5 separate regions of the Homo sapiens genome follow, and regions 1, 2, 3 and 5 are each linked to region 4. A link is a contact called in ENCODE Hi-C or POLR2A ChIA-PET data. All regions are on one chromosome and are shown on one strand. Each heading gives the region's core, a stretch centred on a gene start or an enhancer-like site at or near the end of the contact. The rest is flanking DNA. Distances are from core to core; before and after follow the strand shown. Region 1 has its middle 33 kb from the start of MIR4708. Region 2 overlaps SYNE2 (spectrin repeat containing nuclear envelope protein 2). Region 3 overlaps CHURC1-FNTB (CHURC1-FNTB readthrough). Region 4 holds the start of ZBTB1 (zinc finger and BTB domain containing 1). Region 5 holds the start of FUT8-AS1 (FUT8 antisense RNA 1).

The links. A loop is a pair of places that touch in the nucleus more often than their neighbours do. ChIA-PET counts read pairs that join two places held with the same protein, here RNA polymerase II (POLR2A). Pooled maps may share reads with other maps.
Region 1: a loop to region 4 is called in a pooled map, with 5 times the contacts of the local background. The contact joins the enhancer-like site here to the promoter of ZBTB1 in region 4. A Hi-C loop is called at or near these places in 2 of 37 single-sample maps with no recorded cell type and 6 of 50 pooled maps. POLR2A ChIA-PET finds 5 or more read pairs at or near these places in 3 of 52 experiments (HepG2, OCI-LY7 and PC-9).
Region 2: a loop to region 4 is called in a pooled map, with 1.9 times the contacts of the local background. The contact joins the enhancer-like site here to the promoter of ZBTB1 in region 4. A Hi-C loop is called at or near these places in 2 of 50 pooled maps. POLR2A ChIA-PET finds 5 or more read pairs at or near these places in 4 of 52 experiments (CD4-positive, alpha-beta T cell, HepG2, OCI-LY7 and 1 more).
Region 3: a map of gastrocnemius medialis shows a loop between it and region 4 (7-fold over the local background). The contact joins the enhancer-like site here to the promoter of ZBTB1 in region 4. A Hi-C loop is called at or near these places in 1 of 168 maps with a recorded cell type or tissue (gastrocnemius medialis). POLR2A ChIA-PET finds 5 or more read pairs at or near these places in 1 of 52 experiments (K562).
Region 5: a map of B cell shows a loop between it and region 4 (9-fold over the local background). The contact joins the promoter of FUT8-AS1 here to the promoter of ZBTB1 in region 4. A Hi-C loop is called at or near these places in 1 of 168 maps with a recorded cell type or tissue (B cell) and 10 of 50 pooled maps. POLR2A ChIA-PET finds 5 or more read pairs at or near these places in 1 of 52 experiments (CD4-positive, alpha-beta memory T cell).

What each region holds. Positions count from the first base shown.
Region 1 is chr14:65,300,970-65,304,336 of GRCh38, forward strand. No RefSeq gene overlaps it. Among named protein-coding and RNA genes, the nearest start is that of MIR4708, 33 kb to the right of the region's middle. RefSeq lists enhancers at 1,313-1,412, 1,433-1,502 and a silencer at 1,983-2,082. Within about 2 kb of position 1,627, at least 10 of the 41 ENCODE cell types and tissues checked have a DNase peak (open chromatin) inside an H3K27ac peak, as active enhancers do; they include OCI-LY7 and PC-9, where a contact is called at or near this core.
Region 2 is chr14:63,894,404-63,898,183 of GRCh38, forward strand. All of the region lies in intron 1 of SYNE2 (spectrin repeat containing nuclear envelope protein 2), which reads left to right. Among named protein-coding and RNA genes, the nearest start is that of SYNE2, 43 kb to the left of the region's middle. Within about 2 kb of position 1,993, at least 21 of the 41 ENCODE cell types and tissues checked have a DNase peak (open chromatin) inside an H3K27ac peak, as active enhancers do.
Region 3 is chr14:65,033,393-65,036,658 of GRCh38, forward strand. All of the region lies in intron 9 of CHURC1-FNTB (CHURC1-FNTB readthrough), which reads left to right. All of the region lies in intron 7 of FNTB (farnesyltransferase, CAAX box, subunit beta), which reads left to right. It also overlaps a transcript of MAX not described here. Among named protein-coding and RNA genes, the nearest start is that of MIR4706, 9.7 kb to the right of the region's middle. Within about 2 kb of position 1,784, at least 9 of the 41 ENCODE cell types and tissues checked have a DNase peak (open chromatin) inside an H3K27ac peak, as active enhancers do.
Region 4 is chr14:64,503,126-64,506,535 of GRCh38, forward strand. It overlaps ZBTB1 (zinc finger and BTB domain containing 1), which reads left to right and starts at 1,645. Exons shown (of 2, transcript NM_001123329.2): 1 at 1,645-1,821. ZBTB25 (zinc finger and BTB domain containing 25) reads right to left here and starts at 713. Exons shown (of 3, transcript NM_006977.5): 1 at 536-713. RefSeq lists enhancers at 25-124, 895-984, 1,085-1,755 and silencers at 445-874, 1,475-1,734, 1,845-1,954.
Region 5 is chr14:65,411,331-65,415,123 of GRCh38, forward strand. It overlaps FUT8-AS1 (FUT8 antisense RNA 1), which reads right to left and starts at 1,287. Exons shown (of 1, transcript NR_024334.1): 1 at 1-1,287. FUT8 (fucosyltransferase 8) reads left to right here and starts at 1,400. Exons shown (of 11, transcript NM_001371533.1): 1 at 1,400-1,884. RefSeq lists enhancers at 579-898, 2,141-2,705 and silencers at 1,439-1,598, 1,899-2,018, 2,029-2,218.

The DNA.
Region 1 (3,367 bases), core at 377-2,876, 800 kb after region 4:
GTGTGAGCCACCACACCCAGCTAACAATATTGATTTTTTAGTATGCCTAGCAGGATATAAATCCCTCCATGCCAAGCTTGTCTAAACCGCGGCCTACGGACTGCATGTGGCCCAGGACGGCTTTGGATGTGGCCCAACACAAATTTGTATACTCTCTTAAAACATTATGAGATTTATGCACGGACCATTTTTTTTTTTTTTTTTTTTTAGTTCATCAGCTATCGTTAGTGTTAGTGTATTTTATGTGTGGCCCAAGACAATTCTTCTTCTTCCAATGTGGCCCAGGGAAGCCAAAAGATTGGATACCTCTGCTCTATGCAAAGCCTTAGGTGACTGAGTTTTTGTTGAAATTAAGGAAAGAACTGAGCTCTACAACTGGATTGACATGGCATAGGTTAGAGGCAGCGTGTGACAGGTGATGAGCCAATATTCCAGAATTTAAATAATCCTGGGGAAGTAGGAGCTCACAGCCTGGGTGATTGTATGCATAGGACGATTGTATGCATCTTCAGAAAGTTTTCAGAAATCCCAGGGGGGTAATGGACTGCCTATACCCCTGTGACGGGTATTTGAGGACATCTTACCTAAAAATTAAGGGCCAGGAAGACTCTCCAACCTCTGTTTATACCTAAAATTACATAGTATGTATGATTTTTGAATCAAGTTGTCATTTTGCATCACATTTATAAACATTTCCAATGTCATTAGAATGTCTTCACTTTTAAAGTTTAGCGCAATGTGGGTACACCTTAATTTTAATTCTATAAAATTGACTATTCTGGCTGTTTCCAGCCTTGTTTTATGTTTTGTGTTTTTTTGCAATTATAACTACCGCTATGATAAACATCTGCGCAATACATTTTTACTAGGCAGCAGCTTAACCATGCCAACGTAATCCAGACTGACCAGGATTCTCAAATTTAGTCTCCATCGAGAGACCAAATATGCAAATGGACAATGGCCAGACCATATATGAAAACTGAACTCTGATCCACAGCCTCTGTAGCGACCAGCCCAGGAAGCCAAACCACAGCCTCTATAGCAATCAGCCCCCAGTCAGGACTTGGTCAATCATTGCCAGGTTCCCTAAATTTTGGCCCTCCTTCCAACTCAGGACCAACCAGAGAAAGCCAGATATGCTCTCTACACCAATTCTATAGGGCACCCTGCTTCTCAGTAGCCTGCCTCCAGCTCTTTCATGCCAACAACCTCCTATCAGAGCACACCTGAAGCCCTCCCCTTTTTTTCTCACTCTAAAGCTTGCCTACTCCCCCGCCTGACTTTGACTATCTGCTAAAACCAAGTGCTAGTGGCTGACTCCCTCGCTATAGAGAGCTCTCCATAAATCTTCTCTGCTTGTTCTCATTCGGGTTTATGTCTACACTGAGATATGCAAAGCGTATCTCAGGTCAACCTGGTAGACACTGAACCCAAAGGACTATCACAGGCCAAACACTACATAGGAGGCTTTTCTATCATGAGCCATTGGAAAATTCCTGGCCATTTCTAGAAGGACATCTAGCAGAAAAACACCACCTCCACACGCCATGCATACCTACCAGATAGAAGGCCCTGGGCCCCATGTTGGCTTTGACCACTTCATGCCTTTGCAGTACCAGAAGCAGCAGAAGCAGAAAGCCACAGAAAATAAATCAGCTGCTGAGTTCAAATTGCTGCAGTCCATCACGCTGCCGTGTCGCCAGCTCGTGGTGCCAGGCCAATTACTACCACAAGCACTGAAGTCACTTTTCAAAACATGGTCAAACAAACTCCAGCAGGGCCAGCTAGGCGTTAAAACACTCAGACACAATTGTCAAAGCAAAGATTTATGTGCCAGTAAATAAAAGTCAGGGCTCCAGTTTAGTAATCACCTGGCCGACAGCCTGAAGGTTAACCCTTTCTGGACAGACCTGACCCACTGTCAATTCAGAGAGACAAGAATAAAGAGGGCAGAAGGGGATGGGGTGGGAGGGAGCAGGGTGGGGTCCAGTCAGACTGAAACTGGGGTGATTTTCTGTGCTGTCATTCCTAGGCCACCACAACTTTGGGGGCTGTGGGTGACTGTCAACTCAGATCATCTGTGAGGCAGGTGTGACTGTTTCCTATGTCTTCTTAAGCCTCTTAAGTTCACACAGTTACCCAGAACCATCAGGAAACGGAGATAGATTTTCTCCCACTGTGTCCAGCACTGAGGTTCCCTTAAGGTTTGCAAGTTTCTTTTTAGTATTTAACTCTTTGAAGGACACATGACAAGTAGACCCACCCTTATTTGATTAGGACTCCCTCACCAGGGGTGTTAGAAGTGCCATTGCAGATGCTTACATTCTAGGCACACAAGAAAAAATCTTAAAAGCTCCTCTCTAGCCCAGCATTCTGAGAAATGATGCTGTCTAACTTTAAATAGGCTTTTAAAGTCTATTAAGCATCATTTACAAATCCCACTGGGTTTTAATCTCTGCAAACCTTCCGAGTTGGTATCACCATTATCATTATTCCCTTCTGAGGCTCAGAGAGTTTAACTGACTTGCCCATGAGCACGAAGCTAGGAAGCGACACAGCTGGGGCTCATCTGACTCCAGAATCCAGTGGTACTTTGGGGATGGGGCTGGAGGGTTAGGGGTGGGAGGCGGGTAGGAAATCCAGCTTTCACTAGAGCTGGAGGTGTTTGCCCTAAGCTTCCTGATACAAGGGGAGGGTGGTGATTTTGAGGGTTTACAAGGCTCACAGGGAGACCCATGGCTGGAAATCACCTCTGGGTTCTCTTCAAGCCCCGGAAAGGGAGTGCCCGAATGAAACAGCTCTTCTGGTATTTTAATGGAACAAAAAGCCCGAAATACAAGGAGCTGGCTGGTTGCTGGGACGGCCCCTAACTTACTCTTTAACTGTAATGAACTGGTCATTTCCTGGATGTAAAGGAAAAGTTTAAGAAAAAAGTGACAGAGAAACCCCCTCCCAGCCCCCCAGCCCCCCAGCCCAGCCAGCTGCAGCGAGGAAAACAAATGAGCTTCTATAGATGGAATCCTTTGTTTGAATAGAGGCTAATTGTGGCTCCTCTGCTTGTAACCTGGGGTCAGGTGGCTGACACCCAAACGGTTCCCTCAAGGCAGTAACTACGAGCCCCTGGAAGAATGAGCACACTGGGACTCGGGAAGGGACCACTTACAAGAAAGGTCTGAATCTGGAAGAAGCAAAGGATCAAGTCAGACGTGTGAAGAATAAGGAGCCCGTGGATCTAGAGAGAAAGAACATTTTTCTGTGAAGAGTTTCCCCTCCTTATCCTCTCTCCCTGCCACATTTAGGTAAAAAGACCCAGTGATAAATAGCACCTGCCAGCCATGGTAGGCATGACCAGAGTGGCATGCGGCCT
Region 2 (3,780 bases), core at 743-3,242, 610 kb before region 4:
TAGAAATGGCATTTTGCTATGTTGCCCAGGCTGGTCTTGAACTCCTGGCCTCAGGGGATCCTCCTGCCGTGGCCTCCAAAGTGCTGGGATTGCAGGTGTGAGCCACTGCATCCGGCCATTATAAAATAACATGTGTTTGCATTGCTGGAACGGGAGTGTGCTGGGGCAGAGGTAGATAAAAATACACTGCAGAGCCTGGACTGCTGTTCTCCCAGAGAGGAGATTGAGGGGCAGAATGAGGGAATGGAGGGAAGGCAGAATAAGTATATTCACCAGGAGTATAATCATTACAAATATATTCTTTGATGTAAAGTGTCCTTAGGAATATATTTTTATTATGAATAATAATTCATTATGGCCCTCACTACGTTCTCTCTCTCCATTACTCTGTTCCATACTACCCTAGAAACATTGTTAATCTGTTGCTTGTAGGCAAGACTCTGTTGATTCAGGCTTTCTATGGGACTCCGGCTATTGGTGATACACGTTTAGTTCAAGAGTGATGGGACATAAATCTGGCAGAAATGATAGTAGGTCACAAAGTCATTCCTGTGTTTTCCGTAGGGATGCTTTAGCATGTTGTCTACAAATTAGGCCTCTTCCTAGAGCTTACAGCTGGGATCTAGCTGTCTTCAAGTGATATGGCATTGAGAAATATTAAGATAATCTCATTTATTGAAAGCACATAAATTTCCATTTTCTTTTCTTTTTTTTTTTTTTGAGATGAAGTCTCTCTCTGTTGCCTAGGTGGTGTGCAGTGGCATGATCTTGGCTCACTGCAACCTCCGCCTCCTGGGTTCAAGTGATTCTCCTGCCTCAGCCTCCAGAGTAGCTGGGACTACAGGCGCCCGCCACCACCCCTGGCTAATTTTTTTTTTTTTATTTTTAGTAGAGACAGGGTTTCACCATATTGGCCAGGCTGGTCTTGAACTCCTGACCTTGTGATCTGCCTGCCTTGGCCTCCCAAAGTGCTGGGATTACAGGCGTGAGCCACTGCACCTGGCCAAATTTCCATTTTCTACTACCAATTTTTTCTTTCTCACCAATGAATAACAATTTACATTTGTGGCCCAGGAAGGGTGGTTCACACCTGTAATCCTAGCACTTTGGAGGCCAAAGTGCATGGGTCACTTAAGCCTGGGAGTTTGAGACCAGCCTGGGCAACATGGCAAGATCCTGTCTCTATCAAAAAAAAAAAAAAAAAAAAATTCAGAAATTAGCTGGGCAGGTGGTGTGTGCCTATTGTCCCAGGTACTCAAGAGGCTGAGGTGGGAGGATGGCTTGAGTCCAGGAGGCAAAGGTGGCAGTGAGTTGAAATTGTGCACTGTACTCCAGCCTGGGTGACAGAGTGAGACCCTGTCTCCAAATCTCCAAAAAAAAAAAAAAAAAAAACCTAGAAAAAATTTACATTTTTGTAATTTCATTACAAAATTTCATTACAATTTTGTAATTTCAACATGCTACATACTAAATGAGATAATCATCTTGTCCTTACAGAAAGTCTGTGACTTAATTTATTTATATCCTCTCTTATTCCAGGGAAAAGTTTGAAGCACTTTATAGAGAAACATAAAATTCTATAGAAGAAAAAATAGATGAGGACATTGGAATGAAGGAAAAATAGGGATAGGTGGATGTAGACAGTGGTAAAGCAACTTATTTTCTATAAAGTCATTTGTAGTTGCTAGAGATCGGCTGTAGCAGCCAAAAAAGGGAGGGAAACCTTGTTTATAAAAATAACATGTTCATTAAATTAAAAGAATAGATGCCTAGGATCACAGTTTTTCTTGGTACTGAGACCTGAGAGAATTTTCCATAGCATGTTCTCATAAAAGGAACACTGGTTTATGGGCTGTGTACTCCCGAACTCCTGTAGAAAGAGTACAATGGTAGGTTTCTCTTGACTTTTTCCTATCATATCCTGCATAGTAAGGCTTGTGGGATCACACTGAAATACATTTTAATAAAAGCAGTTCTCTGAAGGGGTAGAACAATGCAGTTCAGGTTCATGGCTCCCTGGCAGCTGGACAGGATCCAAAGACAACATCCAGGAATGGGTGGACTCTGTTTCAGGCATTCCTCTATGAATATTGTTTCTTGTAATCCAGTGTTTGTAAATGCGTGGCGGAGAACTTTGGGTTAGATTCCTTGGCAGGAATCTGAAAGTCTGAATGTTGGCCTGGACAAAATCATTACCCTCATTTAACAGATGAAGAAACAGGACCTTGGAGAAGCTGATGATTGCCCAAGGCCGAGTGGTCAGTGGAGAAGCTGGGACTACAGCCGAGTTCTCCTGACTCTAAGTCTAGTGCTCTTTCAGCCATTTCCTCTCATTTCTCTAACTTACATAGAATTCTGTTAAAATTTTAAAGAGTTAATAATGACTATTTTAAACATTGATAATGGACTCCCTACTTAGATGTTTAACTAAGTAAACTATATAGCTGAAGTCTGTCCTCCCAGTCCTTTGCCCTCCACTCTGTGAAGTGGTGGGTATCCTGCCTTAGCATGTTTTTGTTCTTTTACTGTATATGTGTTCATGCGTGTGTTTAAAATGTATATAAATGGCCTGGCGCAGTGGCTCACACCTGTAATTCCAGCACTTTGGGAGGCCAAGGCAGGCAGATCACCTGTCATCAGGAGTTTGAGACCAGCCTGGCCAACATGGTGAAACCTTGTCTCTACCAAAAAATACAAAATTTAGCCAGGCATGGTGGTGCATACCTGTAATTTCAGCTACTTGGGAGGCTGAGGCAGGAGAATTGCTTGAACCCGGGAGGTGGAGATTGCAGTGAGCTGAGCTTGTGCCACTGCACTCCAGCCTGGGCGACAGAGTGAGACCCTATCTCTAAATAAATAAATAAATAAATAAATAAATTTACATAAAGGACATATGACTTCATAGCATGTCTATCCTTTGTGCTGGCTCGTTTCCCCACCTTTGTAGTTCTGATATCTATCCATGCTGATATTGGCTGTTCATTCATTTTAGCTGTGAATAGTCTTCACTTCTGCATGAATCAGCGACAGTTTATCTGTTTCTCTGCTGACAGTATTAGATTATTTCCACTTTTTTCCTTACAAACAGTTCTACCCTGATTATTCTTGAATGTGTCTCCTTGTGTATACATGCACTTTTACAGGATTTTTTAGTTGGCAGAAATGAGCATCAGGCAGATGTGAGAACATCTTTGCTGAGCCCTCCTGGGCCAACCTTGGACCCAGCATGCCATTTGGGTTCATTCGCAGCCGGTGCTGTTCTGGCCTCAGTGGGCCTTCAGCTGCCCTCACAATCCTTGTATGCTTCTTTGGTTGGTTGGTTTGTGTTCTTAACTGGCCTGTTCCAAGCATTGTTTATTCCTCAAGGACCCCACACCACCCATGCTCCCCCTGCTCCTGCTCCCAGGAGATGACCTCAGCTCTTATTTTCCTGAGAAAAATGAAGTCAGATGATGAGAGCTCCGTTCATTCTTCTCTACTTCAAAATTTCTCAGCATTCCTACCCAGAGGAACAGCGAGCATGTTTTGCAAACCACAAATTCTTCATGGAATGCATGGAGGAATACATTTTTTAAAAAAGTTTCTGAGATCCCAAATTGGAACTTTGTCTTATCATGAGCTGCTTTATGTTCAAAGCCACTCATTGAAATCTCTCTGAACACAGCCGCCAGCTCTTCTAGTGTATTTCCTAATGTATGCAAACCGTAATCATTCTTCAGCCTCACTGAGACAGCAGTCTGTACACTCTCTCATTTCATGGGTTCACTCCTGCCTGTAGTC
Region 3 (3,266 bases), core at 534-3,033, 530 kb after region 4:
AGGGGAGAGCAAAGGAAATGAGATAAGTCTGCATAGGAGACTTCAGCTGTAATAGTTAACAACAACAAAGACCTGAAGTGTATATGGCTAATTCTAAGCTAGGTCTTAGATACGTGTATGTTCTATATTTTGTTTGCTGTACTTTCCTGGATGCTCCAAATATTTCATAGTTTAAAAAAAGCAGGCCAGGTGCGGTGGCTCACGCCTGTAATTCCAGCACTTTGGGAGGCCAGGGCAAGCGGATCATGAGGTCAGGAAATCGAGACCATCCTGGCTAACATGGTGACACCCCGTCTCTACTAAAAATACAAAAAATTAGCTGGGCATGGTGGCGGGCGCCTGTAGTCCCAGCTACTCGGGAAGCTGAGGCAGGAGAATGGAGTGAACCCAGGAGGCGGAGCTTGCAGTGAGCCGAGATCACGCCACTGCACTCCAGCCTGGGCGACAGGGCGAGACTCCATCTCAAAAAAAGAAGCAAAAGGTATAGTAGACACATATATACTATGATGGAATGATAGCCAAGCTGAGATACTGTTTTAGTTAAAAAAATTTTATTTTTATCAAAGTAGTATGTATTACCATATAAATATAATTTACAGTGATACCAGATGATATGCTGAGATCATGTTTACTTTTTTGTATGAGTTTCATTTTCCTGGAGTTAATGGATATATCATGAATGTACTTATGAATTCCTTCCCAAATTGTCTGTCAGAGCTATAAAAAATTACTCTAAACATAGTCAAACCCTTCAGGTAACCTGTCTCTGTGCACACGTGCGTTTTGAGTTGCCCCTTCTGGAGCCCTCTGCCCTCCTGCTTCAGTCTGGACAGATTGCTCTCAGCTTGCTACACAGCAGGCATCCCGAAGCTTCCTTTCAGCATGAAATTCACTTCATTTCTCTCCTTCGTTGAAGTCCCTGTCCTCCTTTTTCTTGGTTTTCTTATTTTCATGAAGTATTGTACTCCAACAGATCCCAAAAAAGGGTACCTGGGAGATACATTTTTAATATCTTGCATGTATCTGTGTTCTAATCTCACACTTAATTATTTGGTTAGAGATTTCTAACTTGGCAATGGTATAAACTGTAGTCTTTCTGAATTTTGTAAGCATTGCTTCATTATCTTCTGGCTTCCAATGTCATTGTTAATAAGGCTGATAATAGTAACCAGAGTTCATTGAGGACTGTCATGCTCAATGGTAAGGCAGCTATAGTTGAGAGCTGGAGAGTAGGCACTGCCTGTGTTTGGTTCTCTTTTATATTTTGTGTTTCTCAGCTGAGATTTTCCATCTTTTTATTCTTTATGAGTGCATTTTTCTTCATTTTGCTGTGGTAAGTATGGAATTATAATGTCTGCTTTAAATTGCTTGTCTGGGAATTTCCACATCTGTGTGTCCTGGAGTTGGCATGTCAGCTCCATGAGTCTTCCTGTGCTGAGTGATGTTGTGTTGTGTCCTAGACATTGTGATATGATGGTGGAGGTGTCATACAACAGAACGGTATGGATTCTGTTGGTTTGCCCCAAAAGGGGTTGATGTTTTCAGTTTAGCAGGCAGTCAACTTGGTCAGACTCAAGCTACAAACTGTCACTCATGCAGCAGCTCAGAGCTCAGTTCTTGCTTAGAAGTTGCTTTGTTTCCCCAGCACGTATGTGGAAACTTGAACTGAGTTTAAATGCAGAATTTGGGATTTTTCTTCTTTGACTTTCCTGTTTCTGGATTCGTCCTCAGTTTCTGGCAGCCTGCATCTTCCTGCCAGAAGGATGGTTGGCTTCCCATTAGAGTGTTGGCTGCCCGCCCTGACCCCTGACCCCTGGCCTGCTGCTGCCGCCCTGGGCTATGGCTGCCATCCTGAGGGCAAACCAGAGAGAAAAAGTTGTGGGGGAAGGGAGGGACTAACTGCATGCTGTTCTCTGTTCCAAGTTTCAAACTCCACCAAAATCTGCCTGCCCTTTTTCAGTCAGCTGAACCCTCAGGAAGCTGTTTTTTTGTATTTTGTTCAGTGTACAGCTGTCATTTGCAGGGGGGTTGACTGGTTAGGCACAGACTAGATACGGAACTCAGACAGCCTGGGTTTGAATCCCAGTTTTGCCCTTTCTTTCCTCTTCTCTTCCTTCTTTCTTCCTCTGTCTTTCAATTCTCTCTTTCTTTTTTTGAGACCGAGTCTTGCTCTGTTGCACGAGCTGGAGTGTAGTGGTGTGATCACAGCTCGCTGCAGCCACCACCTCCTGGGCTCAAGCAATCCTCCCATCTCAACCTCCTAAGTAGCTGGGACAACAAGCGCGTGCCACCATAACCAGCTAATGTTTAAAAAAAAAATTTGTAGAGATGGGATCTGTCTGTGTTGTCCAGGTGGGGCTTGAACTCCTGGGCTCAGGCTATCCACCCACCTTGACCTACCAAAGTTCAAGGATTACAGGCATGAGCCACTGCGCCCAGCTTTTTTTTTTTTTCTTTGAAGACACGGTCTTGCTTGTTGCCCTGGCTGGATTGCAGTGATATGATCACGGCTCACTGCAGCCTTGACCTCCTGGGCTCAAGCAGTCTTCCCACCTCAGCCTCCTGAGTAGCAGAGACCACAGGTGTGCACCACAACACCTAGCTAATTTTTAAAATGTCTTGTAAAGACAGAGTCTCACTGTGTTGCCCAGGCTGGTCTTGAACTCCTGGTTTCAAGCAATCTTCCTGCCTCAGCCCCACAAAGTGTTGGAATTACAGGTGTGAGCCACGATGGCCAGCCTGCCATTTCTAATTAGCTTTGTGCTTGGACAAGTTATTCCACTGCTCTGTGTCATAGTTTCCTTATATGTCAAGTGGTGGGATACTGAATTTAATTAATTTAATTTAATTTATTTATTTTTTGAAAGAGGGTCTCACTTCGTCACCCAGGCTGGAGTGCAGTGGCGTGATCTTGGCTCACTGCAGCCTTGACCTCCTGGGTTCAAGTGATCCTCCTGCTTCAGCTTTCCAAGTAGCCAGGACTGCAGGTGTATGCCACCACACCTGGCTAATTTTTGTGTTTTTAGTAGAGACGGGGTTTTCCCATGTTGCCCAGGCTGGTCTTAAACCCCTGAGCTTAAGCAATCCGCCTGCCTCAGCCTCCCAAAGTGCTGGGATTATAGGCGTGAGCCACCACACCCAGCCTTTAAATTTTATATTAAGCAGAAATACAGAGAAATCAAATGGATTCCACTGTGCTGTACTACCTGGCAGTGCCATTGTGATTCTTAATTCTCTGTATGTTTTTTTCTTCTGTCTCTCTTTTT
Region 4 (3,410 bases), core at 395-2,894:
AGCTTCAAAAAGAAAAACCGGATATGCTTAGAACAAGATAAACATAATTTGAAGATAGAAAAGGGGGGGATGTCTTCTTGCCCTAGAAACGAGGTAATCACAAGCTGGGAGTGGAAACAGTAGCCGCAGCGTCCTCCCAGCATCTGGAAAGTCGCCCGCTCGTAAGAGGGGTCGGCGCTACCCGAGGGAGGCCGCAGGCCTACTGGGGTTTCCTGCTGGGGGTCGCACCCGGACCCGCGGCCGGGACGGCTCTGCACCTTCGCGGCACCCCGTGTGCCACCCTGAATCAGGCCCCGGCAGCCGCTCCTACGAGCAGCAAAGGGTGGTTCTGGGTATTGTCGGCCCAGCGCTCACTCGCGGATGTATTTTCCTCCTGTGCCCTGCCTGACATCTCAATCGGACCAAAAACACCCCTCTCCCCAGCTACTTGCATCTGTCCCGCGACTGGTGCAGCTGCAGGCCGCCGCCCTGGGTGGCTCGCGGCAGGAGGGACTGAGCCCGGGGCAGCCCACAGGGGCAGGACCGCGTCGCTTACCCAGATGCCGCCGCGGCGGCAGGCCGACTCCTCCGTGCAGGAGGGGCGGGCTCCCAAGCCGCGCACTGCAAGCAGTGGCGCCGGCTCACGCACCCCTCGGCCGCCTCTCGCGCGGCTTCCCGCGCCGGCAGCCCGCGATGGCCCCACGTGACCGCGTGTCTGGTAGCAGGGGAAAGAGGGGCGCCAGGGCCGGGGTGTGCGTGCGTGCGTGCGTGCGTACGTGCGCGCCCTCCCGCCCGCCCGCCTCAGTGGCCGGGCGGGGGTCGGCCCGCGCTCTGAGTGCCGCCGCCACAGTTCGCAGTTGTGACTCTGTAGGCGGAAGCATAGGGACAAGCCTGAGCGTCACAGGCTCCCCACAAACAACCGCGTGACCCGGGGACTTTCCCCAGGGTGTGCAAAAGCACAGGCACCCCCTCAGTTCTGGGGTGAAGGTGGGGGTGGGGAAGGATGCGCCCGCGTGTTCGCTGGGGAAGGGATGAGGGCGCGGGGCCAGGGAGGCCGAGCCGCGGGAGCCTGGGTGGAGAGGCGGACTGGGCGAGGTGGGGCATGGCGGGGGAAGTGACTCAGGGCCAGAGGCAGCAGGCCCACGGAAGGTGGGGTCGGGGGGGCGCGGGGACTGGGCGACCCTGAACCGACGGGGCAGGGCGAGGTTGCCGGAGCACTCGAGGCGGACCGCGAGTGACGGCCCAGCTGCTGGGCCCAACGGGCAGGGGTCTGACATCTGGACGGAGTGGGAAAGCAGCCTCGCATCCTGCCCTGGGGAGTCGGGAGGAGCCCAGTTCCATCCAGCTGTGCAAACAGGAGGAGGAGGAGGTCCCAAGCCTACCCTTGAGAGGGGCAAGAGGGGTGGTCAAGCCGCCGCCGCCGCGACGGCCCCCGCGGTGCGGGTTGCGCCAGCCTCCTCGGAGCTCGACGCAGAAACTTGTTGCAACAAACAGGCGACCGCGGGTGCCCCTAGCAGCCAGCGGCAGAGTGGGTGGGCGGGCGAGAGGGAGGGGAAGGCTGGCGGACGCCGCAGCGAACTGGTGGGCAGACCCGGAGTCGCCGCGTAAGCGGGGCCGGCTCAGTGCGGTGCGGCAGGCGCGGCTGTGCGGCAGCGGAAGTCCTTTGTTGCAGCACAGTCCCTGGCAGAGCCAGAGCCTCTCCGCGCAGCCCAGCCCGAGCGCCGAGCGCCGCGCGCCGCCGCCACTGCAGCTCGCGGCCCCTTCGCCTTCGCCCGCCTTTCCCGCGGCTGATTTGCCTTAAACTCCCTAAAATCTCCGCAGCTCTGGTTCCTGTTGCGGCCGGTAAGTATTTGCCAGTTGTGGGGCTATTTGCGCAACTTTGGCCCAGGCCGGAGGGCGACGGGCCGCGGGCCTGGCGGAGTGCGGGGCCGGAGGGGCGCCGATCCGTGCGGGGAGCCGGAGCGCGGCGGACGCGCTGCGAGGACCCGGTGACGGGCGGCTGCCAGGCCGCCTGCTTGTTGCCGGCGCGTCAGGTCCCGGGCGTGCGGCCTCCCTGAGTCGGAGGCGAAGCCCCTACGGAGACTAGTTCCCAAATTAGTTACCTTCTTTTCTTTCTTTCTCTGCCTTTATTTTTTTCGAGGGGGGAGGGGAGGTGTAGACGGGAGGCGGGAGAACCCGGTTGATTGACGTGCCTAGAGCCCGCTTCTCTCAACTTACAGCTGCGGCTCGGCGGCGGGTGGGAGGGGAAGTGTCCCGGAGCCCGAGGCTGCAGACTTGGGCGCGCTCCGAGGGAGGAGGCGTAAGATCCGTGCAAATTCTTGTTACGCTGTTTCCCACCCCCTCTCGCCGGCACACACGCTTTTTGTTCAGTAAAAAGTGGAAGGTCTGAGTTTGGGAATTTTAAGTGGAAAAGATCTGTTTCTTGGGAAGGGAGTGCTTTCGCTTGCAGCGGTGGGCGCTTACTAGAAGTTCGGTAAATGTGTTGGATGCAGATCGGGAGTCGTTACTACTAAAGTATGTAGGCAGGGTCTGAGCTCAGCCACCCCACCCAGTCTCCCTTTCTACCTAAGCAACGCGTGTACATGATCTGAAGGGTTGACATGACATTTTCTAAATTGGGCGAATCAGGAAGAGGTTGATGAAAATCCTTGACGTTTTCTGGGGATAGGACATTTGTGTGTGATAACGTTCTTAAGTCGAATTTCAGTGTGGCAGTGCACGCAGATTCTTCATTGGTGTTAGTGTATTTCCATACGGTATGTATCAGTACAAGAAATAGTGTTCCCTTTGACACTCGAACCCAAGGAGTGGTCCGAGGCTTTTTGAGGCAACGTAGGATCAATGTCTCTGAAGCAGATTTGGTGAAGGATGCAGGTCTCATAATTTACAGAGCAATCACAGCCTTCTTTGAAACGGAGAAATTAGATTCTATGAAATTTTGTCAGTGCAGATAGATATGATGTGGAGAAACGGGGAAAATTGAGTACAAAAAGATGAGGCTTGAATGATGGCTGGCCAACATTTGCTCAGAACCTCAAAACTTTGCTTTTGAATCACTTGCTGGATATCTAATAAAGTCTCAATAATAACTGGATGACTTTGGGAGCTAGAAAGGGGGTTCCTCCTCTTAAAGAAACAGGAAACTGGGCCGGGCGCAGTGGCTCACGCCTGTAATCCCAACACTTTGGGAGGCCGAGGCGGGTGGATCACCCGAGGTCAGGAGTTCGAGACCAGCCTGGCCAACATGGCGAAACCCCATCTCTACTAAAAGTACAAAAATTAGCCTGGCGTGGTGGCGGGCGCCTGTAATCCCAGCTACTCAGGAGGCTGAGGCAGGAGAATCGCTTGAACCTGGGAGGCGGAGGTTGCAGTGAGCCGAAATGGCGCCACTGCACTCCAGCCTGGGCAACAAGAGCGAGACTCTGTCTCAA
Region 5 (3,793 bases), core at 37-2,536, 910 kb after region 4:
ACAGCACTTCATAGAGTGCTTTTTGTTTAAAGAGCTGACAATAAATACGAGTCTCAAGGTCTAGGAAAGCCTCCCTCACAACCTGAGCTGCTTGAGGACAAGGGATTTTCTTTTGAATCAGCAGTACCTTATTTGTGTATCTGTGATAGAGTTCCTGGTACATAAGAAGGTCTCAATAAATATGTGAATTTATGAATATTAGGCAGATTGCAACCTTGACAGGCCACTGCCTCTTAAATCTCCTTTCTGTGATCTTTTAATATTTAACATCTAAAAGGCCGCCGCTACTTGCTTTGGGATAAGTATCCCCGGTATGTACTTTAAAATGCCCAAGCCTAGAGAAATGATTCTTGTCTTAAGGGCACCATTTCGCTCTCCCACCGTAAAGCGCCCCAGGCTTGGGATCTGGGTCCCAAGGCTACAGGGAAGAGTTTGGAACGGGAAGCTCATCTTCCGGCCCTCTGATTGGCCGGCTCGCACTCCACTCACGCGGCGCGCAGCTCTGATTGGCCTCGGCGGCACCCCTCGTCCCGCGACTACTTTGTGTGCTGGGGCGGCGCGCTCCGGTCCTCCCGCTCAGCTGGCGGTCTGGGCTGCTCTGGGGCAGCCCTTCGGTCCACTGCTCTGCATCGCGGGCGCCGGGAATTTTCCGAGTCCGAGCGGGTAGGACGCATCCTAGGGCAAAGCCTCTCCCCTCTCCCCGTGCTGTTCTCTTTCCCGTACTAAATAAACTTCCGCCTCAGAGGGGCTGTCGCAGCCGCGGGTCGGGAGAGGCCGGGCATCGAACTCAGGCCCTCGTGGGGGGGGTCTTTCTCTTCGAGTGAATGTGGAAACAGCTCTTACAAGATAAAGTAGGGCTTCGCTGAGTCTCCTGGGGGAGCGATGCCATTGTAGGATCGCGCTGGAAGCAGCAGTCAAGCGGCCAAATGCGGGCTGCAGGGGCTGAGCAGCAGCAGCGCGCACCCCTAAAAGTAGCAAGGAGCCAGCTTCAAAACCTCTAGTGCGGGTGCCCCCTAGGGCCGCCGACTGAGCTGGCACGGGCCGGTCCATTCCCGGCGCTGTAGGGAGCACAGCATTCTCTGGAGGCGAGTCTCCTCCCGGGATCCAGGATCCGCTCGCGCCCCGCTCAGCCTCCGGCCTTCAGGCGGTAGAGGGCGGCCTACGCCTGTGTGCGAGCCGGAGCCGGCGTGCGCAGCCGCTGCCCTGCTGGAACTGTGCCGTCCCGCTGTGGCCCGCGGCTCTGCTAGGCGGTGGATGCTGCTGCTACGCTCTCCACCGGCGCAGCGAGGAAGGGGGCGGGGAGAATCCCTGGCACATGCCAGGGTCGCCGTAGGTGGCAGCGGCCGGCGCATGCGCGCCCTCTCCCAGAAGCCAGGAACGCCGAGGGGCGCGCTCCCCCATTCGCGCGCGCACGCCGGCGCTGGCCGAGGCTTCCCCGCCTGCGCTCGTTGTCAGAGCCGCTCCGGCGCGTGCGCGCGTTATCTCCGGCCGACCCGAGCAGCCGGTTCCCTCCTCTCCAGGCCCCCTCCCCATCCCACCCCCGCCGCCTGGCCCCAGCCGACCCGTCCCTTCGTCTCCCCGCGGAATGGGGCCGGCACTGCTCAGGGTCGCGCGCCCTGGACCCAGCTCGCTCTCGGTCTCGCGCTGTCAGCGACTGCCCGGCTCGCGCCGCCTCGCGCTCTGCCTCAGTCAGTGGCGCCGAAGGCTCCGTTAAGCGGCGGCGGCGGTTCCTGTTTCCGTTTCTTCCTCTCCGTTCGGTCGGGAGTAGCATCCTCCACTCAGCCACCCTTCCCACTCCCCCATCGTGGGGCAGCTGCGGCTGAGGGCTGTGGCTTTGGCAGCTGCGACGGGGAGCGGCGGAGACCGCCTCTGCTCCCGCCTGGGGTAAGGGGGCGTTTTGGGAGCCGGGCCCCGCGCGCCTCGGGGTCTTGGGCTGGGCTGCGCGCGGGATCTGAGGAGGCTCCGCGGCTGTCCCTGCTCGTTCACCCGGGCCTGTTGCTGCAACTGCTGCCGGTTAACCAGCGGCTCTCGGAAAAGTGGGGAGGGAGCCCCCGGGACGCTCTGGCGGATGCCTTGGCGCAGCCCCGGGGGCGCGGGCAGAGGGTGAGGGGCGCCCGCCTCTCCAGCCGGGACGCGGAGCTGCGCCGCTGCTGCCCTCGGCGTCGCGCATCCTTGCCTAGGGCAGGGGCCAAAGCCTAGGGAAGGAGAAGGGTTGGGGGCGGGGGTGGGAGGTGTCCGTCGTTTCCCCTCCACACCTACCTTCCCTTCGTCAGCAGCTCGGTCCCTGGAGTCGCGGTTTGTGGGGAGGAAGATGCCCGTGCGTTATGGGCTCTTTCTGAGTGCTGCTCGGGCTAGAAAGCAGGGAGTGGACCCTCACAAAGATCCGCGAGGGACTGATGCAGGGCAGTTAAAGGCTTGAGTGCAGCTGTACTCCCTTTTGATGTGCAAATGACGAGCTGGCGGCTTTTGAGTATCAACTTATTTGGGAAGGTTAAATGAGTCCATATTTATCAGTTCTAGGAGGTTTGTCCTGCAGGATTGAGTGGGTTGTCGGGTGCAGCACCTGTTCTTTCTTCACAGTGGGGATTGCAATCTTCAGAGACGCAGTGTATTTCTTAAGTGGCAGTGTCATGCTTAGGGTTTGTCCCGGATGAGCTTTTATTTTAGCATTTTGCCATATAATATATAGATTGAGGCCTTGGTTAAAGGCACGGACAGGTGGTGTTTTTTTCCTTCCTATGTTTTAATTATTCACAGTTTATTTAAACCCACTCAGGAAGGTGGACCCAGAAAAGCCAAATTCTGTAGTACATAACCCCAAATTTCAAGGTTTTGCGGAACAAATTCAACACAAGTTTTGTGTCAGTTTAGAGTTAAACGCATCTCAAGTAACTGACTTAACTGGCTTGCCTCTATGAAAACTGTAGGCAGGTTTCATTATAGATTTTTTTTTTCTTGTTATTCCGGCGGTTAGGTGCATGTTTATTTTCTTGATTAAATTTACATTCTATGTTTTATGACTAATTCTTTAAATAGGTGCATCATATAGAAAGTATTTTAGGAGAGAAATTATTATTTAAGCACTACAGTATATCAGATATATGAGAAATAATGGAGTTGTAGTCTCTGCTCTTTAAAATAACTGTAAAAACATCTTAAAACCCTATGCCAAATAATAAGGCCCTGTACCTTGCTGTCCTTGTGAAATCTGGTATGTGTATAGAAAATCTTAATTACTTGATTTGTAAATACTACAGTAGTATTGAAAAGGTGGGAATTCAAGCATTTGTAATTGTGATTTCACAGGTTTAGTGTGTAAAAAATGCAGGGAGTTAGAGATGAATAGGCTATAAGACACGTACAAAGGTAGTTCCAAGACATGGATTTTCTTTTTGCTGCCTTATAAATTGAGAATTCTATTTGAATTCAAGAGCTGAACAGCTGGAATGAAACTTGCATAGATTGCAGAAACAGATGCAAAAATGTATCTTTGGTCAAGTTGTGAGTTAACTTGAAGAGTGTCTTGTGTAATAGGATAGTGATTCAAAATAATTTCCATAAAGTACGGCCTTATATAGGTTATATTTTGAGGATATTTTTGAATTTAAAAAGTCACCTGAAGTTGTTTTCCTACAAATCAGTTCTGTTTAAGATGTATGGAATCGAAAAAAACAAAACAAAACTAATTCTGATTACATCCTGCATTGTTTTGTTGCAAATTCTTACCAGTTATTTTTACGCAATTGGAGTGTCCTTAAAAGTGGTGAATCTTAAAATTTGCCAGTGGATTGGA